3 separate regions of the Homo sapiens genome follow, and regions 1 and 2 are each linked to region 3. A link is a loop called in an ENCODE intact Hi-C map of the cell type or tissue named here. Cell type or tissue: Caco-2. All regions are shown on one strand. Links, peaks and the distances in the headings refer to the core of each region. The heading gives the core; the rest is flanking DNA.

The links. Peaks named below come from ENCODE experiments on the same cell type or tissue, not always from the same donor. Only the 100,000 strongest peaks of a DNase experiment are listed, where the experiment ranks them.
Region 1: a loop joins it to region 3, with 3 times the contacts of the local background. A loop is called at or near these places in 3 of 110 quality-filtered maps.
Region 2: it touches region 3 in a loop (8-fold over the local background); 2 of 110 quality-filtered maps call a loop at or near these places.

The regions. Positions count from the first base shown.
Region 1 is chr2:18,226,742-18,237,809 of GRCh38, reverse strand. No RefSeq gene overlaps it. Among named protein-coding and RNA genes, the nearest start is that of RDH14, 330 kb to the left of the region's middle. In Caco-2, for the core only: no CTCF peak of the experiment used is centred there; no DNase peak of the experiment used is centred there.
Region 2 is chr2:18,205,459-18,216,526 of GRCh38, reverse strand. No RefSeq gene overlaps it. Among named protein-coding and RNA genes, the nearest start is that of KCNS3, 330 kb to the right of the region's middle. In Caco-2, for the core only: no CTCF peak of the experiment used is centred there; a DNase peak (open chromatin) is centred at 6,036.
Region 3 is chr2:18,294,740-18,305,807 of GRCh38, reverse strand. LOC105373451 (a long non-coding RNA gene) reads left to right here. Exons shown (of 4, transcript XR_001739301.2): 2 at 4,024-4,164. Among named protein-coding and RNA genes, the nearest start is that of RDH14, 260 kb to the left of the region's middle. In Caco-2, for the core only: no CTCF peak of the experiment used is centred there; DNase peaks (open chromatin) are centred at 5,757 and 6,147; H3K4me3 peaks cover 348 bases.

The DNA.
Region 1 (11,068 bases), core at 1,219-9,218, 68 kb after region 3:
CACCGTGGAATTTGGGAAAGTCTAGAATCTTTATACCATCTTAGAGAACTGAAATTTCATTCACTGAAAGTCAACCAGTAATATAATTTTCCTAAAGTCAAATAAAAGTCAAGAAAAGACTTCAGGTTTAAGAAAGAGTACAGAACAGTGCTTCTCTTAGGATCGCATGAACACTAAAGGAATAAAAAGATCCAACTCAGCATTACAACTGAAAGAAGGGGGTGAGTATCAACAAAAGAGATAAGCTAATGTACTTCTGGAACACAAAAAGCAGGTTAAGCTTATTGATTGACAAAATAGAGTAGCACAAGCCAATGTGCAGAAGGTCGGCAGAGATGATGTCAGTGAAGACTGAGGAGGCACCCTACCCTACAGAGCAAAACCCTGCAGAAGAGGCAGACATAAAAATGGAGAGCATGGGAGGAAAAAAAGGCTAAAAAGTGGTTAATTGTCATTCTGAGGAGCTGACTCCCTCTTTACCTACCTTCCTACACCTCTTAAACATACAATTGAAAACTAGCCCAATGTTTACCCCAAGACACAAAGAAAATTCTTTAAAAAAAACCCTTTAAATTATTATCTTCATATAATGTCTTAGGCCAGTCTCCAAGGGAAATAGGCTTGAGAGAGATTTGCCTGGTCCCAAATGACGGGAGTGAACAAGTAAGAGAAGCAGGATTGAACAGAAAAAAAAGTTAAAAAGTGATACAACTGCAACAGACACTTCAGATAACCCTAGGAGGTGCTCAGGGGTTGGAATGGTCCTTCAGCTATTTCTAGAATTAAAGCAAGAAGCCAGCTCTATACCGAACCCAACCCCACCCCCACCCCCATTGATCAGTTATTGGATTCAGGCTACCCATGGAGGAGGTTTGTATAATTCCCAAGAAAGGACTCACAAGCAACACTGAGCAGCAGGGTGTAGAGGAATGAGTGCCTCCCTATTGGAAGGGGAATCTGGGTGGCAGAACAGAGCATCCATCACACACATAAATTTCAAAAGCCACTATAAAATAAGAACGTGATGACATATTGGTATAAGACAAAAACAGTGAGAAAGAAGAAAAAAGTTAATTAAAAATTAATTTAATGTAGTTTAAAAGAAAAATAAAGTGCTTACTGAGTAAAAATCATTCTGCAGAAGCATGTACATGTAAAGGCAAGAAATCTCAAATGAAGAATAAAAAGACCAATATAAGCAAAACTACCAAAGACAAAATAATTTAAATCAGCTGGGCACAGTGGCTCACGCCTGTAATCCCAGCACTTTGGGAGGCAGAGGTGGGTGGATTACTTGAGGTCGGGAGTTCAAGACCAGCCTGGGCAACATGGCAAAACCCCGTCTCTACTAACAATACAAAAATTAGCCGGGCATGGTGGTGCATGCCTGCAATCCCAGCTACTCGAGAGGCTGAGGCACGAGAATCACTTGAACCCAGAAGGTGGAGGTTGCAGTCAGCCAAGATCGTGCCACTGCACTCCAGTCTGGGCAACAGAGCGAGACCGTCCCCCCCAAAAAAATAAAAAAATAAATAAAAAATAAAAAATAAAAAGTTTAAATGAAGAGCACTAAGATTTGAGAAACAGAGAACAAAGAAAAAGAATGAAAAGAAATTAGCAAATACAAGCAAAATGGCGGGACGCAGTGGCTCACGCCTATAATCCCAGCACTTTGGGAGGCCAAGGCAGGCAGGTCATAAAGTCAGGAGTTTGAGACCAGCCTGGCCAATATGCTGAAACCCCGTCTCTACTAAAAATACAAAAATTAGCTGGGCCTGGTGGCTTATGCCTGTAACCCCAGCTACCTGGGAGTCTGAGGCAGAAGAATTGCTTGAACCGCGGAGGTGGAGGTTGCAGTGAGCCAAGATCACGCCACTGCACTCCAGCCTGGGCAACAGAGTGAGACGCCGTCTCAAAAAAAAAAAAAAAAAAAAAAAAAGAATTTGCAGAAATGAAGAAAACAAATTAAAGGGGCCTACCAATTAATACATAAGATTTTAAATGCAAAATTCATACACACACATGCTTGTAAAATTTCAGAACACCAAGAATAAAGAGAAGATCCTAAAATTTTGTGTATTTGTGGGGGAAAGTGGGTAGGGAAGGGGTACAGATAGGAAAACAAAAAAGCTTGCATAGACAAAAGAGTCATCATGCTGGCATCTAGTTTATCACCAGCAATGCCTTCACATCATTAAAGGAACCTAGAATTTTATTCCAGACAATATATGAAAATAAGCTCAGAATAAAAATGTTTTCAGATATGAAGGGTTTCAGAAAATTTTCCTCTCACAAATTATTTAATAGGAAGTTGCTTAAATATATGCTCCAGGAAAGTAAGGGGATAAGCCAAGAAAGAGAAAGAATGAGATTCAGAATCCAACCCAAGCCAGCAATAAAGAGAAGGCAGGCCTACAAAGAGTCAGTACAGACTGGAGTGGCACCACGTCAGAACCAGGACCTCCCACCAAGAGGGGAGTCCTAGGTTAAAGAATTTTACTGAAATGTTGGCAAAATTTAATATTGTTATAAAGTCAGACAATGCTAGACCCTTTTAAAAGGCAATTGAAAACAACAGGAAGAAAAAACTAAATGGCCAAACAAGAAGCAAATTAAGTCATCGTACTCAGGCTCTGCAGTGAATAGTTTTATTTAGTCAATAAAATAAATGCATTTTATTGATTTTAAACTTTTAGAATGACCCTCTGGACAAAGCACAGAAGACTTAACTAGGGTTACAAAGCAGAATGTAAAAGTTGAAAATTTAAGAGTAAAGGTGAAGATAAGAGAAGTGGGTCAGTGTGAGTGGGAAAAAGATGAAATATGGGCTTCTCATATCCTCATCCCCCAAGTGGGCAGTCAAGAGATACTATCAAAAGTGATTAAACAAGAAACACAATTTTAAAGATATTAAAATAGTTAACTAATAAAAATACTAAAAATATTGATATAAGAACATGGCAATGAAGGGGGTGTGTGTCTCGGATTATTGCAATAGATAAATCCTCATTAGAAAGTCAATAGTGAATGTCTAAGGTTAATATATCAATTAATGACTACATATGCATGTTGTTTTAAAACGTGGCAGAAACTCCAGAAGAACCCAAAACAGAAGTGCTTTAAAGTATTTATTTCTTGGATGTACAGGTGGTAATAGGTCAAAATGTGGCAGTGGATTATTACTTATAAGGTCAAATGTACCTGTTTGACCATGAAAATATATTACTTTCATATAGTTGCAAATAGGTGATTGAGATAATAATAAATAGAAGAGAGAGAGAGAGATGATAGATAGGTGGATGGATAGATAGATAATAGATAAGAGTCAGAATAGAAAGCCGGGAGAATAATTAATTTATAGAGTTGTTCTACTTCTTTCCATCAGTTTAAAATTATTGTGAGTAACTTTCAATTGAAGACAGGATCCAAAAAAATGGAAAAAAAAATCCTACCATTTTAACAGTTACATTTTTAACCAGAAGACAATGCAATACAACAAATATTTATGGAACACTTCCTGTGAGCTAAAAACAGAGCTAATGTCTATAAGGATATGAATATAAATAAGGCATAGGCCCTGCCCTCAAATTCACTTATTAGTTTTTTGTAAAGGGAATAACAGGTTTACAGATAAGTAAAGTAAAATATGGAATTAAAAGTCTCATAAATAATGACAACAATAACAAGACACTAATGGGAATTCAAAAAAAGAACATTCATCACAAGTGAAAAGCAATGAGGTTCTCAGGGAAGGCTCAGTCTTAGAAATTGAAAGACAGGACATAGAGTCCAGTTCTACTGGAAAACAAAATGCATTAATCAACCTGAGAAAAGAAAGAGTAGAATGAATTCAAATTTAAGAGACTCTTGAGTGCCAGACAGCTCATACTTTATCCTGTATTTACTGAATGTGTTTTAGTAAATGGAAGGGTGTCAGAAAATGTACCAGTTAAAATAGGGTTGGTTATGCTGCAGTTACAGACAAGACCCAAACTTTTGTAGTTTACAAAAATAAAGGCTTATTTTATGTGCATGCTAAATGTTCATTATGGTTTGGCAGGGAGGCTTTTGCTTATTGCAATCACCCAGGGTCTCAGTCTAAGAAGCAGTCACATCTCAAACACCACTGTTCATCAAGGAAATAAGAGCTCTTCGGGGTTTGCACTGTCAAGTAAAATTTCAGCCCAGAAAGGATACATGTTACTCCTGCTCTCATCTCATTGGCCAGAAATAATTAGAGCGTCCCATCCAAACATAAGAGGCCAAGAAGAGCAATCCTACCTGGAGTGGAAGAGAGATGGAAATTTTTAGGGAAATATCACTAATGACTACGACAATGAGTATGGGAATGAGAAGAATTATGATCAAAGTTGTGCCTTAGTAAGACAATTGTATTAGTCAAGATATATTCTATAGCATAGTTTTGTATTCATTAGGCCAAAGTTTTTTATTCAATTAAATTAGATGGGTTATTCATGCTAGCTAGCTGACTCAATGTGAAACACTGCCCTTTATACAGCAAAGAATGTTATCAGCCTAGGGATCTAGAGTAAACACCCACCAGGACTTAAGAGAGGTAGACTACAAAGCCAGAGAAGTTTTTCTGTTTGTTTGTTTTTATTTATTTAGCCCAGTTTCCCAAAACTTTGATGGTCAGCCCCACTGAGGAAATTCATAGATTTTTAAAATTGTTTTTGCCATCAAGTAAGTTAACAAGTAACTCTGAGATAAAGAACATGTGTTTAGAGCTAGCTTACAAAGGACAAAATCAAAATATTGAGAAAAAAAGTACCAACTTTCAGCCAGAGCTGATTTGTCTGTATCAGAGTCAAAAGGACTTTGAAAACTATAGTATGTTTAGCTTGGATTTTGACCAAATTATCTCTGTCATATTGCCCCGTTTTCCCGAAGCAAGGTCCATAGATCACTGCAGAAGTTTTAAACCATTATTTGAATTGAGACAGACTTCCACAAAGTGAGTACTTATCTGTAACTCACTAGTGCTGATGGTCACAGGAAGACATGGCAAAGAAAGACGCAATGGATCATTACATTCAATGAAAAAAAAAATTTAGTGAGTCTTATTTGAGAAAAACTCTTTGGATTAAAAAGGTAAGTCCTAACTTTCTTCCTATAAGTGATTTTTAAAGGACAGGCATTTCTTAGTCATTTTTCACTGTCTGTGTCACAGTTTCTTTATTTTTTATTAAGAACAAAATGATGAGCAATGTATTAAAAAGAAATGTTAATTTATATATCTGAAATTATGCTTCACTTCTTACATCATTTTCGACATGAATAACTCCCTTTACTTATGACATGAAAGCAGGTTTGGCTAGAATTTCTTGTTAAGACAATTATAAATACTACCCATCACTGAAAACAATAAATACCAAGGACACTCAGATTGATGAAGCCATCAGTGTTAATACAGTAGGGATGCTAAAAATAAGACTGTTAAGGCTGTCAGCATCTATTTTTTTCACCCTAATTGCAACAAATTCACAAAATGGTAAAGAATTTAACAATCAAACTATCATTTCAACATTATATCATTTAACTACTTTGTAATTCTATGCACTTACTTTATAATGGCAATTCCAAAGCACTTTAGTATATACTTTTTAATACTTTGCAAAATGCTTTCCGTATTTTTTGAGATAAGATCACAGTACCCTTGGAATAGTGGTTTGAATTCTGGATTCAAAAGAAAAACTGGAATATCAAGTAAACAATATATTCAAATAAAACTATTGTGGGATAAACATTTTTTTCTTCAAAGGCTTCAGATAAATTAAGACATAAAATACACACATCTGTGGCCAATTGATGGCTGTTAAGAACAAATGGCATTGAAGACTATAGGTTTTAGGGTCAGTAAAATATCCCATCCATGGTTTAGGAGCTATTAAATTACTTAACATTTTCAAGATTTAGGTTCTTCATTTGTAAGACAGGGATAATAATATCTATTTAACAATTAACTAAAATGAATGAAAAATTTTATATAAAACATGTATTACAGGGCTTAAACATGGTACATAGACAATAATGTATTAATAATTTTTAACCGACGTGGTCTTATAAGGAAAAACCATTTCACCCCCTTGTAAAGTATGAGAAAATGTTGATATAAAGTAATCCCAGGTCACATAACCCTCAGAGAAGTTGATGCCACTTGGTAAATATACCAAACGTATAAAATGTTCTGGATAGAAACAACATAGATGAGATATTCTTCCTCCTGTATAAAATACAGGTGTGGACACCAAAGAAAACAGTAAATTTTGAGGCAGAGGGATGTTTGGTGATATTGACCAACTTGTGAGATTAATAAAGGAAGTGATAGTGTGCAGAGGGGCTATACACAGAAATTATTCTCAGGAAAGAGGTATGTGGGAAAAGAAAAATTTTATTTAGAAGATGTACTGTGCCAAAGTTGTTTCTTAAATATTAATGAAACTGATATTTCCAACAAAGCCAGTAATTTTTATGGAACAATTTAATTTGAATAGGTAAAATGTATTTAAAATGGGGAAAGAAGTCAATTTTTAATATTTTTATATTCTACCCAGTTTTACTCCAAAGCTGCATGATTTTCTATCCCTACAGCAAAAATAAACTGCATATAAATTGGACTTCATCAAAATTAAAACATTTGTCAAAGGCGGCTTTCATTATTTTGAGGAAAGTTGCTTCAATGCCTAGTTTGTTGAGGATTTTTAACATGAAGAGATGTCGAATTTTATCAGAAGTCTTTCCTGTATCTATAGAGATGATTGTGTGCTTTTGTTTTTGTATAGTAAATCACATATATTGATTTGTGTTTGTTGAAGCAATCTTGCATCCCTGGGATAAAAACTACTTGATGGTGGTGGATTAGCATTTACATGTGCTTCTCGATTCAGTTTGCTGGTATTTCATTGAAGATCATTGCATCTCTGTTCAAAGTTCATCAGGGATATTGGCCTGAAGTTTTCTCTCCAGTTGTGTCTCTGCCAAGTTTTGGTATCAGGATGATGCTGGTCTCATAGAATGAGTTGGGGAGGAGTTCTTCCCTTCAATTATTTGGAATAGTTTCAGTAAGAAAGAATGGTACCAGCTATTCTTTATACATCTAATATAATTTGGTGGTAAATCTATCTGTGAATTCACCTTTTTCTTGTTGGTAGGCTTTTTATTACTGATTCAATTTTGGGACTCTTTATTGGTTTGTTTAGGGATTCAATTTCTTCCTGATGCAATCTTGGAAAGTTGTATGTTTCCAGGAATTTATCCATTCTTCTAGGTGTTCTACTTTGTGTGCATAGATGTCTTTATAGTGTTCTCTAAGAGCTTTTTTTCTACTTCTGTGGGGCCAGTGGTAATGTCCCCTTTGTCATTTCTGATTGTATTTATTTGGATCTTCTCCCTATTTTTCTTTATTAGTCTAGCTAGCTGTCCATCAATCTTATTCATTTTTTTCAAAAAACCAACTCCTGGATTTGTTAATCTTTTGTATGATTTTGTGTATCAGTTTCTTTTATTTCAGCTCTGATTTTGGTTATTCCTTGTCTTCTGTTAGCTTTAAGGTCGGTTTTTCTCCTGTTCTCTAGTTCCTCTAGGTATGCTGTTAATTTTAGATATTTCTAACTTTTTGATGTGGGTATTTAGCACTATAAACTTCCCTGTTAACACTCATTTAGATTTGTCCTAGAGATTCTAGTATATTTTATCTTTGTTCTCATTAGTTTCAAAGAATTTTTCGATTTCAAAATGAGAGCCATCTATGACAAACCCACAGCCAACATCATACTGAATGAACAAAAGCTGGAAGCATTCCCCTTGAGAACTGGAACAAAACAAGGATGCCCACTCTCACCACTCCTTTTTTTGGCGGGGGGGTGGAGAAAATCTCACTCTGTCACCCAGGCTGGAATGCAGTGGCGTGATCTCAATCACTGCAGCCTCCATCTCCCATGCTTAAGCGATTCTCCTGTCTCAGTCTCCCAAGTAGCTGGAGTTACATGCATGTGCCACTGTGCCTGGCTAATTTTTGTATTTTTAGTTGAGATGAAGTTTCACCATGTTGTCCATGCTGGTCTCGAACTCCTGACCTCAAGTGATCATCCGCCTTGGCCTCCCAAAATGCTGGAACTATAGGTGTGAGCCACTGCACCCAGCCTCATCACTCCTATTTAACATAGTACTGAAAGTCCTAGCCAGAGCAATCGTGTAAGAGAAAGAAATAAAAGGCCTCCACATAGAAAGAAAGGAAGTCAAACTATCTCTGTTTGCAGACAATATGATTCGCTATCTAGAAAACCCCATAATCTCTGCCCAAAACTCCTAGATTGGATGAAGAACTTCAGCAAGATTTCAGGATACAAAAATCAATGTACAGAATTCAGTAGCAATTCTATACATGAACAACATTCAAGCTGAGAGCCAAATAAACGGTGTAATTCCATTCACAGTAGCAAAATAATAATAAAAAAATACCTAGGAATACAGGTAAACAGGGAGATGAAAGATCTCTACAATTAGAATTATAAAACACTGCTCAAAGAAATCAGAGATGACACAAACAAATGGAAAAACATTCCATGTTCATGGATAGGAAAAGCTGACAAAAAGAAGTGATGGGAAAAGGACTCCCTATTCAATAAATGGTGCTGGGATAACTGTCTAGCCATATGCAGAAGATTAAAGCTGGATCCCTATCTAACATGATATACAAGATAGATTAGAGTCTAAGATGTAAAACCTAAAACTATAAAAACCCTGGAAGATAACCTTGGAAATATCATTCTTGACATAGGCTTCAGCAAAGATTTTACGATGAAAATGCCAAAAGCAATTACAACAAAAACAAACATGGACAATTGTGACCTAATTAAACTAAAGAACTCCTGCACAGCAAAAGAAACTATCAATAGAGTAAACAGACAACCTACAGAATGGGAGAAAATATTCACAAACTATGCATCCAACGAAGGTATAACATCCAGAATACACAAGAAACTTAATTTAACAGACAAAAAAACAACCACATTAAAAAATGGGCAAATACGGGCCAGGCACGGTGGCTTACCCTTGTAAGCCCAGCACTTTGGGAGGCTGAGGTGGGCAGATCACCTGAGGTCAGGAGTTCAAGACCAGCCTGGCCAACATGGTGAAACCTCATCTCTGCTAAAAATACAAAATTAGCTTGGTGTGGTGGTGCATGCCTGTAATCCCAGCTACTGAGAAGGCTGAGGCAGGAGAATCACTTGAACCTGGGAGGCAGAGGTTGCAGTGAGCCAAGATCACATTACTACACTCCAGCCTGGGTGACAGAGCAAGACTCCATCTCAAAAAATAAAGGCCGGCCAGGCACAGTAGCTCATGCCTGTAATTGTAGCACTTTGGGAGGCCAAGGCAGGTGGATTGCCTGAGCTCAGGAGTTCAAGATCAGCCTGGGCAACACAGTAAAACCCTGTCTCTACTAAAATGCAAAAGAAATTAGCCGGGCATGGTGATGTGCACCTGTAGTCCCAGCTACTCAGGAGGCTGAGGCAGGAGAATTGCTTGAACCAGAAGGTGGAGGTTGCAGTGAGCTGAGATCATGCCACTGCACTCCAGACTGGGTGACAGAGTGAGACTCCAACTCTACAAAAAAAAAAAAAAAAAAAAAAAAAAAAAAAAAAGACCAGGGTAGGGGTGCAGGCAAAGGACACGAACAGACACTTTTCAAAAGAAGACATACACATGGCCAAAAAGCATATGAAAAACTGCTCAACATCACAAATCATTAGAGAATTATTTTAATGCAAATTGAAACCACGATGATATACTATCTCACGCCAATCAGAATTGCTATTATCAAAAAGTCAATGTATTTAATATTAGTCCATTTTCCCAGTGCTATAAAGATACTACTCAAGACTGGGTAATTTATTTTAAAAAATGATGTTTAATTGACTCACAGTTCCACAAGGCTGGGGCAGGCTCAGTAAACCTACAATCATGGCAGAAGAGGAAACAGGCATGTCTTACATGACAGCAAGCAAGAGAACGTGTGAAGGAAGCAAAGGGGGAAGAGCCCCTTATAAAACCATCAGATCTGATGATAATTCATTCACTATTATGAGAACAGCATGGATAAAACTGCCCCCCATGATTCAATAACCTCTCATCAGCTCCCTCCCTTAACATGTGGGGATAAGGGGGATTACAATTCAAGATAAGATTTAGCTGAGGACACAGAGCCAAACCATATCATTCTACCCCTGCTTTCTCCCAAATCTCATGTCCTCACATTTCAAAACACAATCATGCCTTCCCAATAGTCCCCCAAAGTCTTAACTTATGCCAACATTAACTCAGAAGTCCAAGTCCAAAGTCTCATCCACCTTTGGCAAGTCCCTTCTACTTAGGAGCCTGTAAAATCAAAAGCAAGTTACTTCCAAGACACAATGGGAGATATAAAATGGGGCACAGGCATTGGGTAAATACACCCAACTGGCTAAAACAAAGGGGCTACAGGCCCCATCCAAGTTTGAAATCCAGTGGGGTATTTATTAAATCTTAAAGCTCCAAAATAATCTCCTTTGACTCCATGTCTCACATCCAGGTCACGCTGATGCAAAAAGTAGTCTCCCACAGTCTTGGACAGCTCCACGCATGTGGCTTTGCAGGATTCAGCCCACCTCCTGGCTGCTTTCACGGGCTGGCATTGAGTGTTTGCAGCTTTTCCAGGTGCATGGTGTAAGCTGTCAGTGGATCTATCATTCTGGGATTTGGAGGAGGGTGGCCCTCTTCTCACAGCTCCACTAGGCAGTGCCCCAGTGGGAAATCTGTGTTGGGGCTCTGAGCCCACATTTGCCTTCTGCACTGCCCTAGCAGAGGTTATTCATAAGGGCTCTGCCCCTGCAGCAAACTTCTGCCTGGACATCAGGCATTTCCATACAACCTCTGAAATATAGGTGGAGGTTCCCAAACCTCAATTCTTGACTTCTGTGAACCCCAAAGCCTAACCCTACATGGAAGCTGCCAAGGCTTGGGGCTTGCAGTGTCTGAAGCAATGGTCTGAGCTGTATGTTGTCCC
Region 2 (11,068 bases), core at 1,258-9,257, 89 kb after region 3:
CACAGCGCCCGCCCCGCCTCCCACTCCTTTTTTTTTTTTAATTCGAAGAAGGAAGTATACAAGTGAGTGGGGTAAATAACACAACCATGAGGCACAAATAGAAACTTAGGTGCCAGTAGAGAGCATAGAACAAGAACCAGTGAGGTGTTCTGGGAGAGCTCAGTATTTGGAGGCAGCAAGTGTCTCTGAAGGGTTACTTGGGAGGCTAAAACCAGAAGGGCTTTTCCTAATTGCGGGTCCCATCTCCTTGTTTCTTCTTACATCTCATAACCTTTTAATTTTATAGCAGACACTGTGTTAAAAAACAGTGGCATCTGAAGAATACTAAAGTTTTGAGGATTTTCATTGATTTGTTTCTTTTAGGTCATTTTTATCTCCTCCCGAAGAATACAAACTCTTTCCTATTTTGGCAGCTGAAGCAATTAGGTAGTCATTTGGATTTTGCCAGAAGTCAGTTTGATCTGGAACTGGATTTCAGCATTAACAGGATTAAACTCATCTCTTTTCAGCCCAGTCCCACTGCGAGTGCACAGTTGTGTGTGTGTGTGTGTGTGTGTGTGTGTGTGTGTGTGTGTGTGGTGGGGAGGGGAGAGGGTTTGGGGTGTTGAATCTCTTTGATATTATTCATGTTTGAGTCAGGAGGAGGTGAGCTGAGATTCCACCTTTGGATTTAACATAGGAGGTCCCAGTTCCAGACACAATGAGAATATGCGAGACTTCATGAATTCTTTCTGTGTCTCAGCTTCTCTTTCACTGCCCTGCTAAAGTAAAATTTAGAGGCGAGCAGGGAGAGATTTCAGGCCACAAAAATATTATTGTGTTTGAGGTACTCCAGTTTCAATCTATCTTGGGTACATCAACCATCACCCACAGTACAGCTTGCCTCTTCCAGCCAGGCAAAGCCTCTGGCAGGCTTCTTGTTCCTCCAGCCTCCAGGCAGCTGCCACAGCCCACTACTCACCTTTGAAGGGCTTCTCTCTGTGAAAGTCAATTCATTTAGGTTTCCTCTTGTCCGCTAATTCTCAGTTGTCTCACAGAAAGCATAATTATTATTTTGTCTTTTCTTTTTTTCTTAGTATTACCACAAGAGTGAAGATCTTTTCTATTTATTTACATGCAAACTAAAATCAAAACCTACTTTTTCAGGTTAAATTTTCACCTCACCTTGATAAAATATTTACTCTAAGTCAGACTTCTTCTAGGTCACATGAACATTAGTTGATTATATAGTAAAGATTTTGTTCTCAATCACAAAGAAAATTTTATTGTTAGTCCATAGTTTATTCGATTCCTCTTTTAAAAAATAATGTGATAGTCCAGTATGTTTCTCTATTACTGATGTCTGAAAGAAGTCTCATTCAATTGTTTTCCCATGCAAAGAATTGAGTCATGTAACCACTAATTTCCTTAACTACTAAAAGAAACATCTTTCTGTTAGCCTTCCAGAACAGAGGATTTATATATGGCAAGCCAACTTATTAATCTATGTAAACAACGAAAGCACATTTATTTATGAGTTTTATTTCTTCCATTCTAAAATATCTGGCATAATACAAAACAGTGTTGAGTAGTAATATAAATGGAAAATCAGTCTAAATTTTGAAAAATTATAAGTCAAGCAACTTTTTAAATAATGAGCAAGTTCAGATTATTCATGGGTATGCACAGATTCTCAATAACTATTAATAATATATTGACAAATAGAGATATTATGCTTTTCTTCATTAATAAATATAAAAAATGAGTTGTGGCATGCCATTGACACAAACTGTTCCCTTTTGCAAATATATCTACTATTAGTCTATTTCTCAAACCTGCTTTTTATTGACTGTGCTAAATAACTCAAATTCAGTTTATTGGGCTCATTGTGTTTCCTACACAGACCTCAGCATTGCATATTATTATTTAAAAGAAATAAATACCCTCAATATACCCTAGTTGATGAAAATGGTGATTTTGCTAGAAAACATTGAGTTTTACCCATAAATTTTGGCTTTGGTATATTTAATCAATATGAACAACCAGTCTATCAATAAAAAGCTTTTTAACTGGGAGATGTTTTGCTCTACCATGAATGCAGGGTACTATTCAAAAGACAAAAAATGTTTCCAGTCTCTTTGACTTCAGATTAATTTAAATTTTGTGTTCTGATAATAATCAAATCGGCTTTTTGTTGCTTTTTGCAGAAAAAGTACTAAGATCACTATAGTTCCCCTCTTCCTCATCACAGCTTTTTTCTATCTCAAAATAGCCCCCTCTTTAGCAAACTGGGTAAAAACTGCAACAACAGGTCACCGGGGCTGCGGGCACCGCGTAGGAGTGAGAGGGCAAGATCTGGCATCATCGCGGTTCTCACAGCGGCTGATGCCTTCTCCTGTTTCTCTTTCGGGTATCTTTCCCTCCTCCAACCCAATCTTTTGACACTGAGCAGTACTATAGGGTTGCTGCAACAGATCATGTTAAAAGGAGCACTGAAAAGAGAGATCAGTTTGAAGAATAGATCGCTGGGCCAGACACGGTGGCTCATGTGTGTAATCCCAGCACTTTGGGAGGCCGAGGCGGGTGGATCTCCCGAGGTCAGGAGTTTGAGACCAGCCTGACCAATATGGTGAAACCTCCTCTCTACTAAAAATACAAAAATTAGCTGGGCATGGTGGTGGGCGCCTGTAATCCCCAGCTACTCGGGAGGCTGAGGCAGGAGAATTGCTTGAACCCGGGAGGTGGAGGTTGCAGTGAGCCGAGATCGTGCCACTGCACTCCAGCCTGGGCGACAGAGTAAGACTCTGTCTCACGAAACAAAGAAGGAAGGAAGGAAAGAAGGAAGGAAGGAAGGAAGAAAAGAAAAGAAAGGAAAAGAAAGAAAAAGAAAGAAAGATCACTGGATGAGTGGGTGGGGGCGATCCATTTATCCTTTATTTCCTCTAGCACCTTAGGTCCATCGGCATAAAGCTACCTTTCCTTATCCTTATCTCCTACCACTTCTCTTTATGTACCTGGGGTTCCAGAGAAGCTGAACAGCTTTAATTAGGGATGATCCCTAATTATCCGTCCTTCCTGTGTATTTTGACCACAAAGCATTTTGGTTTCACTACTTTCAGTAAACAATCAAGGTTCAATCAACAGTGCCTTATTCCCTTTTGATCTTCCTATATCACTTTTTTTCTGTTTTTTAAGTAATTTTAGTCATATCTTTACTTCCTACGAGCTCTTTCAGAGCAGGAACCATAGGATAGACGCGTCTATATTCCAGGACACCTATAAGATGCTCAGCGAGGACACCTATAAAGTGCTCAGCGAGCATCCATACAATGAAAGAGTAAAGGAACACAGTACTTTGAAAACAAAAACATATTTAGCACCCTAGAAAACTAAGGCAGTTAAAAATTTCATTATTTAAAAATAGTTTATTTAATCTCACCAAAGACTTGAAGTCTGAACAGAGAAAAAATAATTTTAACCACATGAACCCTTAATGTCTCCAAAAAAAAAAAAAAAAAAAAAAAAGGAGGAGGAGGAGGAAGAGAAAGAAGGTAGGATATGAGCAGGAGGAAACTGAAACGAAAAGATGTTAGTTATGTAGTCGCAGCTGATGCAATTATTTGGGATGTGGAGGTGGGTCTTGTCGTGAAGCAGAAGAATTTAACACTAAATAAATGTATTCAACTAACTGGAATGATGATCAAAATGCTTTCTCTTTGCCTGGCAATCATCTGAGAATGGCATTATAGTGAGTAGCTTAAGGAAGGGGATGCCCAGTCACTGATTCTCTAATTGCACATATTGATTATGACCAAGACTGCTTACTTACTGATGGGAAGGAGCCGTTTGGAAATACTGTAACTCCAGTGTAGTTTTGCAGAGCAGAGCTATGCCTTGGTATCGCAGTCCAAGGAAATAGAAATTTCACATTAGAGTTTGAAAGAACCCATGGATCCTCACATTTTCATTACATTTTAGAGTTTATGGCAGAGAACTTAGTTTTACTTTCTTTAGAACATCTCTTTGGACTCAACTCTCTCATCCATTTTCTGGTTAGTGCTTATAACTATCAGATTAGAAACAACACATCCCAAGAAAAATTACCTGTCCTGGAGTTGAATTTTGCAGCACTAATATGTACCCCTAAAACACATCCTTACTAAAACATTTAACATTTTAATTTCCTTTAAAAGAAGAAGCCAGTGAAATGTTGAGCTTGGTGTTTAGCTATCCTTTTGAGAAAGAAAATCTAATTTGGAGTGTGATTGTACCAAACTACAAAGAGTGATGTAAAAACCTTCCTGCGAACAAAGGAGACACTGCACTGGCTGAGCACACACTGCACTGCAGGTGTTGAGCTTCATAGGTCATATTTCACCCATTTTCTTCCCTTTTAGTCTTTTATTCTCAAAATATGCTTCTGAAGTCAACAGTAATATACTCATTTGTATAAATCCCCATTTGTATAATTTATTGTTTGTATAACAGTAAAATTAAATTCAGGTTTGAAGTTATATGCTCAAAATCATAAAATTTGCAAATCATAGACCAGAGATTTGAACTTGTATCTTTCTGACAGCAAATTCCCTGTTCCTTGTACTACATTGTAGTGACAAGAACACTGTCTTAAGGGGGACAGGTAGAAAGAGGTCTCCAGTAAGGGAGAAAGTGTTTTAGGGTGAGGAGTTGGGGGCTCTAAAAATACCCTTTAATTTAACCCAGTGCCACCCAGGGTGGCTCCCAGTTGGAACATTCCTCCTTATATTCATGGCCAGCATTCATGAAACAGGGCTGTCACATAAGTGGTACTTAAGTAAACCAAAGGCAGGTAATGCCTCCTCTTGATCCCAGAGAACGCTGCACGATACTCTTTTATATAAAATTTGTACATTGTACTTCCATACGTAGGGTCATATGATGGTTACATGTCAGAGCCCTATAATTACACTAATTTGATTCAAATCCCAGTTCCAAAAATCCCTAGATACGTTATCTCAGAAAAGTCATTTAAGACCTTTGAAGCCTCTGTTTTCTCATCTCTAAAAGAGAAGTAATCTCAGAACCGATTATCAGGACTATTATCAGAATTAAATGAAATGGTTCATGTCCAGCACCAGTGAAATGTTTAGCACATAGTAAGTACTTAAAGAATGTTTGTGTATTGTGTAGAAGGCTGTGTGTACACTGAGGATAACAATATTAATCTGGTCTTCTATTTATAGGCTTGGTATGTATGTAAAGAGCAGCCAGTGGCAATTTGTAAAGTGCCTATGTATTTCTGGACATGACATTATTTTTATATAAAAGACTAATAAGATATTTTCTTAAGGGCCTCTTTACTACCTGTCACATGGGATTTGCTGGTAATTAACTCTGTGTATATGGCTAAATGATTCTTGAGACATAGCGATTAGAAATCATTAAATAAGACTAAAATCAAAATGGGAATAAAAACAGGCTCAGAAACAAGGCTACATCTAAGGTAAGAGCAAACTGTAAAAATATTAATTTGCAAACAGATCTTTGATGGTTAGGAATCCATCTTACAGGTGTCTAGATACTCTGAACTTTTCTCTTATGACTAAGAAATCAGGAAAGCTTTTAAGGAATTTCTCTCTGAGTTGTCAAAAATTTTAATAGATACCACTACCACTATGTTAGCTCATACGACACACTATACTTAGTGTGCTTTTGACTTTGACAGTGTTTTCGAGCATAAAATGTGATGCATCATATCTAAATATCTTAATCAGCTGAAATGAAATTACTTTAAATTCCCCCAGGAGCTTATTTTTTAATGGCTTTGGGACTAAAATTAGCTTTAATTCAATAGCATATATGTTCATCAATTTGCCAAAGAGACTGTAGAGAGAGGTGGAGGGAAAGAGAAGGAACAGACCAACTTTATGATCTGCTGCCACATGACTTTGAGGTAGAGTGTCTGATGCTAAGACCAATTCTGTTTCCACTAAACCTGATGACTTCCCCAGGCCAGGGTGCTGAAGTTCTTTAAGCTTTAGGATTACAGAAGGCTTATCATTACAGCCATAAATCATAGCAGTAAGAGAATGAAAAGATGTCCTAGTGGAATTCAATTGGATTAAAGAAACAAATAGACCTGAGGCATGTTTGTACAGCTGCATGAGTTACTCATAACAAAGGACTGTCTAGCCTTAGGATCAGCCTGGACTAATTTGGCAGTGGAATTGAGATGCTGTTGAGTTTGCACTGGTCTAGCCGCTCTGTGAGATTAATGAGTAGTCATCATCGATCACATCTGTTTATGCAATCATTTAAATACAATGCATTTGAGCTAATCAGAATTCCCAATCTCCCCAAGCCTGAAACAGCCCAAGTTGGAAAGTATTAATAGGGAAGTTGTCATAATACTGACTGCCCTCTTGGTCAGGACAGCTCAGCCAAGGCTGGTTCTTCACAGTTCTGAAAAGAAGTCATATGACAAACTGGACTTCACAGTGCATCCTGCGTTAGACATTTGTAACATCCTGCCATAGCCTTGATGCAAAAATAGGGCTACAGAGACACTGAGAACACGAGAATTACCTATTCCAGGTATCAGTCCTGGAAAGGACAGCCAGGATGCTCAGGTGACAGTAGGCATGTGGGAGGAGAGATGGTCACAATCTCCATTATGCCCTTGCTCAGGTAAGCTGAAAATAGCAGCAGGAAGTCTGGACTTTGAGCAGATGCTCCAGAGTTAGATTGTTGTTGCCCATTGTACTAGGAAATCAATACATATGCAATAAGGCTCTGAGTAGTGGCCAAGGGGATGAAATGGGACCCAAGCCAAGAAAAGAGGGATTGACAAAAACTTGGATGGGGCTGGGTGTGGTGATTCACACTTGTAATCTCAGCACTTTCGGAGGCAGAGGCAGGCGGATCACTTGAGGTCAGGAGTTTCAGACCAGCCTGGACAACATAGCGAAACTCCATCTCTACTAAAAATACAAAAATTAGCCAGGTGTGGTGGCACATGCCTGTAATCCCAGCTACTCAGAAGGCTGAGGCATGAGAATTGCTTTAACCCGGGAAGCAGAGATTGCAGTGAGCCGATATCGTGCCCATAACCCCACTGTGGGCTGAGCATCTGTTTACAACTACAGAAGTGTTCCAAGGCAGACAATTTGCCTATGGACATGGCCCACGGCCACCTACAGGATGGAGACTCATTGGTTGTCCATGGTTCATCCTTGAAACAGTTAGACACTCCCCAGAGTCCAGTTGAAAGAAAAGAGGTATTATTGATGCCACATGGGAGGTTATATTTGTGACTGAATGACTGGACCAATGACTGTCAGATTTTAAGTCCTTGACTCTAGATTGGGGAGTCAGCTGGGGTGGGAAAACCCTGTTCTCATGCATCCTTCTTTTAGGAAGCCCTGAGGCTACAACAGATGGCCTGAAGCCTTCAGAAGGATTAAGCTCAGGCAGAGCCTTACATCTACTGTTTGAAGAATTATAAATTCGTGTGACTTTCTCCCACTTCAGCATCACTTCCAAAGATGATAGTACATATCAGTTTAAAATAAACTGGCCTCCATATGCTATAGTAGAAAGAACATAAACTTTGTAATCAGGTAGACCCAAGTTGAGGTATTGGCTTTGCTACTTCCTGGATAGGTACTGAAGCTGAATCTAATTATTTTCTACAATGTATTCTGTGTACAGATAAAATGCATTGATGATTAAATGAAGGGAGAATTATTTTCTAATCTGAAAAATATATAATACTTCTACATTACTTGTGAGAATTAAGTAATATAGTTAGTATGAATAACCAATAAATATTCACTTTCTTTTTTATCATATTGTGTTGTCTATACAAGAATACTATATTTATGATATTTTTATTGGATTCAACAATAGAAAGTATTTTGACTTAATCTGAATCATGGGATAATTGATGCAACAAGAATAAGTGGTGAAATGAAAAAAATCCTCAATAAAATATTAGCAAACAGAATCCAACAGTGTAGAAAAAGAATTATAAATGATGGCCAAGTAAGATTTGTCTTATGGTATGCAAGATTGATTCAACATTTGAAAATTTATTAATGTAATCTATCACTTCAATGGGCTAAAGAAGAAAAATTACATAACTATAGCAATAGATGCAATAAAAGGCATTTGACAAAATCCAACATCCATTTAGGATGAAAATGATTGACTAACTAGAAATAGATGAGAGCTTTCTCAATTCAATAAAGAATATCTACAATAAACCTTCGGCTATCATTATCTTTAATGGTGAGAAACTAGAAGCTTTCCCAATAAGATCAGTAATAAGACAAGAATGTACCCTCTCACCATTCCTTTTTAACATCATACTGGAAGCCCTAACTAATGCAATAAGACAAGAAAAGGAGGAAAAAGGTATACAGGCAGGAAAGGAAGAAGTAAGATTGTCTTTATTCATAGATGACATAAAAATCTAGGTGGAAAATCTGAAATAATCAACAAAAATAATTTCTGGAACTAATAAGTAATTATAGCAATGTTTCATGATATAAGGTTAATATGCAAAAGTAAATCATTTTCCTATATACCAACAATGAACAAGTAGAATTTAAAATTAAAAACATAATGCCATTTACTTTAGCACCTCCAAAAATGAAATACTTAGATTTAACCCTAACATAACATATACAAGATCTATTTTTCTCATATGTAAGAAAAATTCCAAAACTCTGATGAAAGAAACCAGAGAAGAACTACAAAAATGAAAAGCTATTTCATGTTCGTGGATTGGAAGATTCAATATCATCAAGATGTCATTTCTCAATTTTATCAATAAATTCAATGCATTCTCAATCAAAGTCTCAGCAAGTTATTTTGTGGATATTGACAAAGCATCTACAGTTATATAGAGAACAAGAGACTCAAAATAGCCAACACAATATTAAAGCAGAAAGAGAAAGTGAAAGGATTGATACCCCCAACTTTGAGGGGGTACAGTAATCTAGACAGTATGGTATTAATGGAAGAATAAATACTTCAATATAATTGAATAAAGAGTCCAGAAATAAATCCACATGAATATAGTCAATTGATCTTTGGCAAAGGAGCAAAGACAACGTAATGGAGAAAAGATAGTCTTCTTGAGAAATGGTGCTGCAACAACTAGACATTCACATGCTAAAGAGTGAAACCAGACACAGGCCTTATACTATTTATAAAAATTAACCCCAAATGGATTGTAGGCTTAAATGTAAAACAGAAAACTATAAAACTTTTAGAAGGTAACAGTATAAAATCTAGATGACCTGAGTATGGCAATGACATTTTAGCTACAACATTAAGGACACAATCCGTGAAAGAAGTAACTGATAAACTGGACTTTATTGAAATTTAAAATTTCTACTTGGCAGAAGACACTGTCAAGAAAATAAGGAGGCAAGCCACAAACTGAGAGAAAGCATTTGCAAAAGACATAGCTGATTAGCTATTATCCAAAATATACAAATAATTCTTAAAACTCAACAAAAAGATGAACAACTTAACTTAAAAAAATGGGGGCAAAAGACCTGAAGAGACACCTCACCAAAGAAGATATACAAATGGAAAGTAAGTCTATGAAAAGATGCTCCATATTATGAAATACAAATCAAACAATGAGATACCATCACATCCCTATTGGAATGGTCAAAATTCAGAAAACTGACACTACCACATACTGGTGAAGATGTAGAGCATTAGAAACTCTCATTCGTTGCTGGTGGGAATGCAAAATGGTACAGCCACTTTGGAAGACAGTTTGGCAGTTTCTGACAAAACCAAACATAATCTTACCATATAATCCAGCAATTGCACTCTGTAGTTTCTATCCAAATGAATTGAGAACCTATGTCCACAAAAAAAACAACCTGCATATGGGTGTTTATAGAATCTTGATTTATAATTGCCAAAAATTGACAGCATCCAAAATGCCCTTCAGTAGATAAATGAATAAATAAACTGTGGCACATCCAGACTCTGGAATATTATTTAGCAATACAAAGAAATGAGGGCCAGGCGAGGTGGCTCATGCCTATAATCAGGTCTTTGGGGTACCAAGGTGGGAGGATTGCTTGAGCCCAGGAGTTCAAGACCTGCCTGGGCAACATACTGATACCTGGTTTCTACCAAACATAAACAAAATTATCCAGGCATGGTGGTGTGCACCTGTAGTCACAGCTACTTGGGAGGCTGAGGTGGGAGGATTGCTTGAGTCTAGGAATTCAAGGCTGCAGTGAGCCAATATTACACCACTGCACTCCAGCCTGGGCAATAGAGTGACAAAATGAGACTCTGTCAAGGAAGAAGGGAAGAAAGGAAAGAGGAAAGGAAGGAAGGAAGGGAAGGAAGGAGGGAGGGAGGGAAGGAGGAAGGAGGGAGTGAGGGAAGGAGGGAGGGAGGGAGGAGGTGTCAAGACATGAGACAATATCGAGAAATCTTACATGCACATTGCTAAGTAAAAGAAGTCAAGCTGAAAAGGTAACATACTGTACAATTCCAACCGTATGACATTCTGGAAAAGGCAAAACTATAGAGATACTTGCAAGGTTGTGGGAGGAGGAAGGTATGAATAGGTAAAGAATAGAGGACTTTCATTGCAGTAAAACTATTCTGCATGATACTATAATGGTAGAAACATATCATTATACATTTGTCCAAGCTCATAGAACGTACAACTCCAAGAACGAACTCCAACGTAAAGTATAAACTTTGGGTGATAATGATGTATCACAGGTTTATCAGTTGCAAGACATGTACCACTATGGTGCAGGATGTTGACAGTGGAGGAAGCTGTGCTTGTGTGGGGAAAAGGGGTATATGAGAATTGTCTCTCCTTTCTGCTAAATTTTGTTGAGAACCTACAATTGCTCTAAAATAATAAAGTCTATTAAATGTTTTAACTTAATCTTAATTTTAATTTAAAAATAAAATAAATGATGTTATTCACCATTACTGCCCCAGACGTTCATCCTAACTGCAAAGTATGAAGGCAATGTTGAATCACAGATTTTCTTGGCTTGTTATTTTACATCGCTAACTTGGTTTTGACATTAACAGTTAGCATCCAAAACAA
Region 3 (11,068 bases), core at 1,327-9,326:
AGCCAATACTCAGATCTCTCCTCCTCTGAGAAGCTTCCCCTACTAGCCTCTAACTCCCTGCAGTGTGAGATGATGTCTTCTTTGGGCGCACATAGCATTTTGCTGGCACTTGCAAAAACATCATGTTCGAATTATTGTGCTCAGTTATGTGCCTGTCCAATGACATGATGAGATCTTCACCAGCATAACCCTGTCTTATTCAACTTCATATAGCCCAGTGCCTGGCATTCATCTAGGCCTAATGCTTCAAGATTTCCACTAAACTTTTTATTACTGAGAAATTGAAAGCCATCGCACAGGGCAGCATCGTTATGTGTAGGTGGCAAACTGGTGTCCATGTGATTGTGAGTGAATGCACAGTATAAGATACCCTTATTGACAGACATATGTGTTTTTACTTCAATTTACCCATGTCAATGCTGGTATGTATCACTCTTCCTTTAACCATCATGATTCATTTATTCATCCATCCATTTGTTCATATTTGTTTTAGAAATGGTGGTCCTTGAATGAGGCATACTTTTTTTTTTTCCAGAAACTACAGGTAAAGTAAATTTTACTCTTTCTTTAGGTTTCTCCCAGGATGCGATTTGTAAATAAATGATCACATGCTCTTTACTTGTGAAAGCAATGAGAATATTCAAGATTTGAGCTTCAGCTGGTTCTTGATTAGGTTTGACAACTGCGTCCTAAAATTCTCTTCCATGAAGAATGAATGCAGTGTTTATGGCAGACAACCATCCTAGCCAAGAAAAATTTGAATAATGCAAGTATTGCATAATCATGTTATTTGTATCCCTTGACAGCAGAATTTACAATGCCTCATTTAATGAGAAATTGAATGGAAGATGTGTTTGAAAAATTAATCCATTTTAATAATATATGGCACTGATATTGGCCGTGTCTGTCAGGTTTTATACCTATAAACTAAGAGCCCATGAATATCAATTACAGTAAAAAATAATGAGATATGTATTATTTCCCTAAGGAAATTACTTTTAAAAATATGCATTCTGACACTCTCAAGATTAATTACACAATTATGCAGTTCCAAAGTGTAATCAGTGAAATTCTAAGCAGCAGTGAGAATGAGTATTTATATTTACTAAAAACTCAGAAGCCTCACTTCTGATGAAACTTTACAAAGTCACTGAAGTTTAGAGACTATGGCATTCCAATAAAAATACTTATCAATCTTTTATCTAGCAAAGTCTGGGGATTGGGGGTAATTTAACAGTAGCAAAGAAATAATGATTAGAACACTGCAAAATACACTGAGTCAAAACAAAGGCTGAATATTAAAGAACCAAAAGAAACAAGGTTTTTCACCAAAGGGAGGCTAGAAAAATAGATTTAAGAAGAAAATTCATTTCTGGAAATGTTTTTACAATGCTTAATAGAAGTGCTACTTTGGAAAGGCCGACATCGAGGTGAATAAACTGGGATAGAAATCATAAGTGAGAAATTAGCTTTGAGGCTCAAGAGTTTCCCACTCAGTCCCTGTAGTTCTGAGAGCCCAGGTCAGAAAGTTATACAAAACACAGCCTAAGTAGATTAATAGCATCTTGGGGCCCCACTAGCACCCCTGAGATTCCCATAATGTCTCAATGAGAGATCACCTCTTCTGCAGAGATGAAGCTCATCACATCTCACTGGAGCTAATTTCAAAGTCAAGCAGCTCTGATTATTTAGAAAGGCCTTCAGTACATTAAGCAGTATCAGAATTATCTGCTCCTATTAATCACCATTCCTAGCTCCTTTGTCTAAGACTATTCAGCCATTATTTGAAGACAGCTACCATGCTTCCCTTCCCTCCTCTGCTCCCAGGCTTCTGTTCTCCAGGCCAAAACACTTCAATTTCTTATTTCCAACATGTAATTTACTTTTCACTTATTTCCCAAAAATCTAAAATTTTTAGAGAGCAAAGGCCTTGTCCTATTCATCCAGCTATCACCAAACCAGTTTCTGGCACCCAGTATACTTTCCGTAAATGATATTCAGACAAATAGCTTTGTTTCCTTTCAGTAACCAGGTCCATCTCCTGTGATTTTATTGTTCATAAAATTAGGTTCATAGACATTGTTCTGTCTGTACGTCAACTTCAAGCTTATATAAAAGGACAATAAGGCATAAATAATTCACATAAACTCCTCAAAATTAGGATGAAAGAGGCTCAAGGGTTTGGGGAAGAGAGCAGTCAATACTACCCTCAAGAGAATCAAAACAAACATTAACCTCTCAGAAAGAGTCAGGCTGGAGAGAGACACCAAGAGAACTTGGTAAGTCCTTGGTGAGAACTTGGGAGCACACTTTTGCATGTTTATATTCCTTTACCATATGTTCTCCTACAAAGCTTATAATGTAGGGCAGCAAGAAAGAACATGTGTAGAGTATCACATCTCACTCTGTAGGCTCATCTTAGTTATAAAACCTCTCATAGAGAAGAGAGGAAGTTGGAGCAGTCAATGGAAATGAAGGAGAGGCTTCCCAGGCCTGAGCATAGGGAGGCTGACTTGGACATGGAAGGAGCCCTAATACTTAGAAAAGGAAACACTAGTGTGAGTGTTCCTGACAAAAAGCTTAATAAGAAAATATATATTATAGAAAATATAGAAAATATATAGAAAAAATATAGAAAATATATATTATATCATATTATAGTTTCATGTTTCATGGACATGTAATTGGGATCATAGGGCTTGTTTTAGATCAGTTTAATATAGCCAATAGTCTTGGCCTTCCAGAAGGATCGATGGAGGCTGGTGGCCAAAAACTCCAGGCCATATTATTGGCCTCCCTCTTAGCTGACCCTGCTTTTGAACAGGACTGTTCTGTCCCTCAACCTTCCCTGTCTATCAGCAAATGATAAAGAGAATTTTCTGTGCCAGGAACAATGTCATGGAGGCCTAAAAGATGAAATCCCCTGTGCTTAATGTTCCTCCCAAGGTAAGGCCTGGAGCTCCAAAGGGCATTGACCTGTTCTTGGTTTTTCACCCTATATAGGTGACAAGTACCTTAAAAGTAGGCAACGACATTTATTCTACTCTTATGCCGTTCTGAAAACCTAGAATACCAATTAGCACTCAGCTTCTGACTCACACTTTTTAAGATTTTGTAGTTGGTTAAAGTAAAATGACAGTAACTGAAGCACACAACACATTATAAACATTGGTCATAATTACATCTACATACTGAATTATCTATACAATTAAATAAATTATATAGCACTGATACTTGTTCATGAGGAACCTAGAATACTTGCTTACACATATTAGTGGTACATATTTATTTGTTAAAATCATCAGAATCCATTTTGTGCACATAACACTACTAAGAAATAGGAAGGAGTAAGAAAAATAACAGTCTTACCTTAATAAATTTATTACATATATTATCACAAAAGTGATGCAACCAAGGCTGCTACAAAGCAGATTGTTTTATTTTATACATTCTTTAAATGTATAAGTATGTTTCTGAATAAGTCTATTTAGAAATAAAAATATATATTTCAAAGATTCTGGAAAACCAGTGATATGCAAGATATCACCTATTCATTCTAGATCAAACATTAACCAGAGTCTATAATCAATGTAAGGAAACAAAATATTTTGCATATTTCTAGACTGGCAATAACTTGATTTTTAAAGTTTTTATTCATGACGTGGTTATATGCAAGAGCTGGTGGTTAGAAGACAATTAATGTCTTGATAAATATACTTGCCATCCATTCTAGATCAAAGTCATGAACATCTGGATAAAGCTTCACTTGGTCTGAAAATGAATCAGATAATGTTAAAGTATCCAAAATATTGACTTAATCACATCTGTTATTTTATGAGGATGGACAGGAAAGAAATTTAATGCTGATACTAGCATAATAATTTGGGGATTTTTTAAAATACGAAAAGATGAGTTGTCAGAATAGAGACTACAATGGCTGGAGCCCTCTCTAAGAAGATATTATAAACATAGCTTTCTTAAAGATCCCAACCTAACAAAAATTTTATGTATCTACATTTCTAGAAGATACAGAATGCCAAATATTCCAATGTAAGGATGGTCCTGAGAAAAAAGATCCTTGGAAGTCTTTAGAGTGGTAATCATATGCCAATGTCCCTGCTGAGAGATGGTATAACCTCATGTTGAACAGCTGCTGTTAGAGTGGTAAGAACATAATTCCCTAATGGCTTATCATCTACCTTGTGGGTTTTTCTGGAAGTAAACCAAGGCATCAAACTGAAACTCAGGAGACTGAGAATGTAACTAAATAGTTATAGGTCACTAATGTGAAGTCAAACATGGACACCGGAGATGGGCTGTAATTGATCTCAAGGATCTATGTCACATGAACCAGTTTTTCCTTTCAAGTCCAAGGTACTATGGTGGGAAAGAACCATGACGAGGTCTGGGAATCAAGCATCCTTTATTTTTATCTTGGCTCTGATACTAAGCAGCCTTTTGATATTGGCAAATCAATTCATTTTATTGAGTTTGTCTTCCAAAAATATGGAGAATCTCCTTACTTGAATCACTGTTTTTGTGAAGCTCCAGCAACACTGTGGGTGAAAGTGTTGTGCCCCTGTGAGACAGCATTGTATAACAGGGAAAGATGACATGGTCCTGATTCTAAATAAGGACAACGACTTTCCATATTTATGAATCAATCAGAGACACCCATACATGAAGGCAGAAAAATAGATGAGAAGCTCAGATGCAATATTCCTGCAGAAAAAAATGCTGCAGCATTGTGAGGTTTCAACACGCAGATTCTAGAGCTGGTATTTTGGTTGCTGTTATTCAACCTACAAAGGATTTATTTCCCTTTACTGAATTCACAGGTTAGGCCATATAAGTCAGATCTGCTTCTCTTGAGATGAAGATGCTGGCCCCGATCTGTCTGTTTACATAATGCCTTATGTGTTGTTTCCCCTAACATAACCTCACATGCAATGATTTGCCACAGAACAAAGTGTGCAGTATGCAGAGCAAGGATGGTTTTTTCTAGTCCACACAGGAGAACAATAAAATCCAATTAATTTAAATCAATTAAAGCGAAATATCTTAGTATCTTCTAGGTACCTCACACTGCTGAGTGTTATTGGACATAAAAGATGCACAACAATGCCTGTTGACCACAGTCTATCTGAAAAGGCAAGAAGCTAAATGTGCTGTATAGTAAGCAACTTACTCTGCAAGTTAAGCTGCACTCTCTGTGCAACGTTTAACAAGGTATCTTTCCTGACTAAGTCGTACAAACAGAAACAACAGGAAAGATGTCTGTTAAAAGTTGCACACGGAATCGATGATGAGTTAGGATAAGGACCAATATCTCCTAACCATCAGGCTAGTGTTCTTGTCACTACTTCACACAGAGTTCATGTTCAGTATACCTTTAACAGATGGCTCTGCAGCTTTTTTTTTTTCTACATTCAGAAGAGATCTTCTTTTACAACAGAAAAGACCTATTGTAGTTCATAAAATTGGATAATCCAAAACGTGTTTATCAATAGTACTAGAAACATGCAAAATTCAGTCTGTTTTTATTTAAATCAGTAATCCATGTATTACCAGCTACCAACAAGGCTATGTCTGAGGCTTTAAAGGATGAGTAGAATTTTCTACAGGAAAAAAAAATTAGGGAAAAGCATATTGAGAAAGTGTGGGGATACATTTGCAGATCAGATTTACACTGCTATTAAATGCAAAAGTGAGTGCTTTGGCTGCTGTTCATTCGTAAGTGTGTGCACAAGCCTAGACAGGGCGACGTACAGGCTTCATGAAATATGCATAAGCCATCGCCTAATTTCCTTACAACGATTATGCAACTATTTCAAAGGTATTGTTCAGGCGTTCTAACAGCGTTTATTCCTACAAAGCCTGTATTTGTTTCATGAGCTTTTATGCGTAATTATTTTGATGGACTTACCCTAGAGTTAGTTCCCTTTATATTATTTTACTATTGTACTCATTTTTCATTCACCCCACAACAACACTGTCCTCATTTAATCTTTGTGAATTCAGAAAGTTTAGGTTGAATTATTTTCCCTTTCCTTTAGAAAAGTAGTCTTACAGATAAGACACTCCTTGAGTAACACCAAAGGCATCTCAGCCACCAGCATTCCAGAAATTTCTGCAGGCTGATTACACATTGACAGAAGCAGACAGACTTCCTCTTGTCCTGGCTCATAACTGTTTGACCTCAGGAGATAACCTAAACTGGGTCAGGCTCATTTTGAGAAAATAAAGATTCAATGTTTCAATGTGTAGGCTGGACATGGTGACTCAAGCCTGTAATCCCAGAACTTTGGGAGGCCAATGTGGGAAGACGGCTTAAGGCCAGGAGTTTGAGATCAGCCTGGGCAACATAAAAAGACCCTATCTTTCCAAAATATTTTGAAAAAATTAGCTGAATGTGATGGTGTGCACCTGTACTCCTGGCTACTTGGGAAGCTGAGGCAGAAGGACCACTTTAGCCCCAGAGTTTCAGACTGCAGTGGGCAATGATCATTCCACTGCACTCCAGCCTGGGTGACAGAGTAAAACCCTGTCTTCAAAAAAAGAAAAAAAGATTCAATGTACGTATAAATATAATTTTTATTACAAGGCAAAGTGTTTTTAAACAACCAAATATAGCTGGTAATAAGTTACTTTCTCAGTAATGTCTTTCCTCCATTCTCTATAAAAGTGCACATTTCTCCTTTTTCAATTTGGTTAAACTGCATGCTTATTTTTGCCTATGCAGATACAACCTTTCCTCTTTTTTTGTTTATTTTATCTTCTATGAGTAGAAAGGCAATGAGATTTGAAATCATAAGTGGGACTGAATACTAATAATGTGACCATGAAAAAGTTATTTTAAGCCTTCACTTCCTCACTCGTAAACATATAATCGACAGCTTGTAAAAGTATTATGTGTGTGTTCACTTGTATATATACACACATATATATACACACATATATCATATATGTATGAACAAAATATTTACCACACATTTTGGGGGGAGGATGGAATGAGATAGTACAGTGGGTTGCTTAATATACGTTAGTCTTTCTCCTTCTCAACTCTGAAACTTAGACTGATCAATTGGACATATTATATAATATCTCTGCAGATAATCTTTTTGTTGTTGCTGCTATTTAGTACCAAATCAACATCCATGTTACCATGGATGAAAATCACTGTCATTGGTCCTGAAATATTATCATCAAAGTCATGACTTGTAGAATTATGTCCAAAGAGAGAATAAAAAAGGTCAAGATGATTAAGTAAATATATGTAAAGATTTTCTCATAGACCCAACCAACAACTTTGTAGCTATATTAAACTAAAGTCAATATAACATGATCCCACATTAATAGAAGTATAGCATTACTCAAATTGTTATGAAGATAAAGAACTTACTACTCTCCACAGCAGCCTGTTACATTGTTGAATATCTATTATTATTATTACAAAAATATTTATGTTCACTGAGTCCTATAACATTACTGTAAACCTGTGCTATGCCTTCTGGGGGCACATTAGCTCAATTCATGCTTCACAGGTTCATCTAGATATGATAGCTTTGGCAAAATGTATTAATAAGATTATTCATAAGAACATAAGCAAAGCAGATGCAGAAAGATTAAAAATAACATTATGACTACGAAGCATTTTAAAAGGGCTACATAATTTTACCACATGTATTACAGAGCAAAAGAAAAAGAGAGTGAGAGATGGAGAAGGCAAAATAGGAGAATTTAATAAGATACCTGTAATGTATCAAAACCGATTTCAGATGTCAACTCTTTAGTCCAATCTTCTCACAATATTTCAGAGTCCATCACTCTCTCCTCTGATTTCATCTGGAATTTTCTAGTTTTTCCTGCTATAGGCTTATTGCCTAGTGTACTAATAAGCTGTTTTCTATTTCTTTCATCTCACTGGACTGTGCCAGGCTCCAGGACAGAGACAGGTTCTTATTTTTCCCTTTTTAGGAACTCACTCTTGATTGAATGAGTAAATTCGACATCCAGGGAGGAAACTATCAGTACAGGGAGGGAGGTGCTTCTGCATAATCATATGTATTCCACATGCTGGATGTGTTGGGCGGGGTTACATCTAAAGAGGGAGAATGCATGCATGCCTTCTCTGGCCCTTTTGATTTTGATATGCTCAGGAAGAGGATACTATTATAATCACCAAGCGTTTCTATTCGAATTCCTCAATAAATACTACGACAATTTTATTTTATGAAATGGAAAGGATGTACATTTAAGCAAGAAATTGTATTGCAGAAAGATCAGGACCCAGGAAATATACATTTTTCTCTTCTCTGGATTTAGCTACATTTGCCTGTTTAACACTATAATTTCTCTGTGGTAGTAGAATACACTCTTCAGTTTTTCTATTATTCTTTCTAGGTTAACAGTATCAGTACTGAAATAATTTCTCGTTAACAGATACCTTGGTTATATATATTTTCTCCTCTTTGAATATTTGTCTAAAAATCTCTGTGTTTGCAAGAAGTCTCTGCTTAGTTTTTTACTTTTGACACACTGAAGTGTGTATGTGTATATATTACGTGTGTACATATAAACCCACAAATATATCAGTTATTATATAATACACATCCATTATATATCAAATATATTATGTGTATATATGCATATATATTTATACATATATTAGTATATATTAGTATACATATATACATGTATACATGTGTATATATACATATACTATACTATATATACACTATACTATACAATATATAGTGTATATATATACTATATATAGTATATATATACACTATATATAGTATATATATACACTATATATAGTATACATATATACTATATATAGTATACTATATATACTATATAGAGTATATATAGTATACTATATATAGTATAGTGTATACTATATGTATACTATGTACACTATACTATATATAGAATACATAGTATATATACTGTATATATAGTATACTATATATACTGTATATACTGTATATACAGTATACTGTATATACTGTATATATAGTATACTGTATATACTGTATATATAGTATACTGTATATACTGTATATATAGTATACTGTATGTATACGATGCATACTATATATACTGTATATATGTATACGATGCATACATATATATACTATATATGTATACGATGCATACATATATACTATATATGTATACGATGCATACATATATACTATATATGTATACGATGCATACATATATACTATATATGTATACGATGCATACATATATACTATATATGTATACGATGTATACATATATACTATATATGTATACGATGTATACTATGTATGTATACTATGTATACTATGTATGTATACTATGTATACTATGTATACATATATACTATATATGTATATTATGTATAGTATACTATATATACTATATATAGTATATGTAGTATTCTATACATGTATAGTACATGTAGTATTCTATACATGTATAGTACATGTAGTATTCTATACATGTATAGTACATGTAGTATTCTATACATGTATAGTATATGTAGTATTCTATACATGTATAGTATATGTAGTATTCTATACATGTATAGTATATGTAGTATACTATACATGTATACTATATGTAGTATAGTATACATGTATACTATATGTAGTATAGTATACATGTATACTATATGTAGTATACATATAGACTATATATACTGTGTACATACTATATATGTATACTATATATACTATATATACATACTATGTATACTATATATACAATATACTATATATACAATATACTATATATACTATATAGTATATATACTATATATACAATATACTATATATACTATATAGTATATATACTATATAATATACTATATATACTATATAGTATACTATACATACTATATAGTATATATACTATATATACTACATAGTATATATACTATATATACTGTATATATAATATATATGTATACTATATATACATATATAGTATATATAATATACTATATATACAGTGTATATAGTATACACTACTATATACAGTGTATATAGTATACACTACTATATACAGTGTATATAGTATACACTACTATATACAGTGTATATAGTATACACTACTATATACAGTGTATATAGTATACACTACTATATACAGTGTATATAGTATACACTACTATATACAGTGTATATAGTATACACTACTATATACAGTGTATATAGTATACACTACTATATACAGTGTATATAGTATACACTACTATATACAGTGTATATAGTATACACTATATACACTATAGTATACACTATATACACTATAGTATACACTATATACACTATATATAGTATACTATATATACACTATATAATATATATAGTATAATAGTATAAGATACTATATAACATATTATATATTATACTATATATAATATATAATATATTATATATTTATATTTTTATAATATATAAATATTATATTTTAAAAATATATATTATAAAATATTTATTATATTTTATATTATATATAAAATAATTATAATATATATATTATAAAATATATATTATAAAATATTTAAAAATATATAATATAAAAATATATATTTTATAATATATAATTATATTATATTATATAATATATAATATAATATATAATATATAATAGTATAATATACTATAATATACATATAATATATAGTATAATATAATATAATATATATTATATATAATATATATACTATATACACTATATATAGTTTATATATACTATACATACACTATATATAGTATGTAGTATATATAGTATACTATATATAGTATATAGTATATAGTATATATAGTATACTATATATAGTGTGTTTCTATAGTATACATATATTGTATACTATATAGTATACTATACTGTATAGTATACTATAGAGTATATATATACTGTATATACAGTATGTAGACTATATATACTATACATACTACATATACTCTAGATATACTATATATGTATACTATATATAGTATACGCATACTATATATGTATACTATATATACTATATAGTATACGCACACTATATATGTATACTATATAT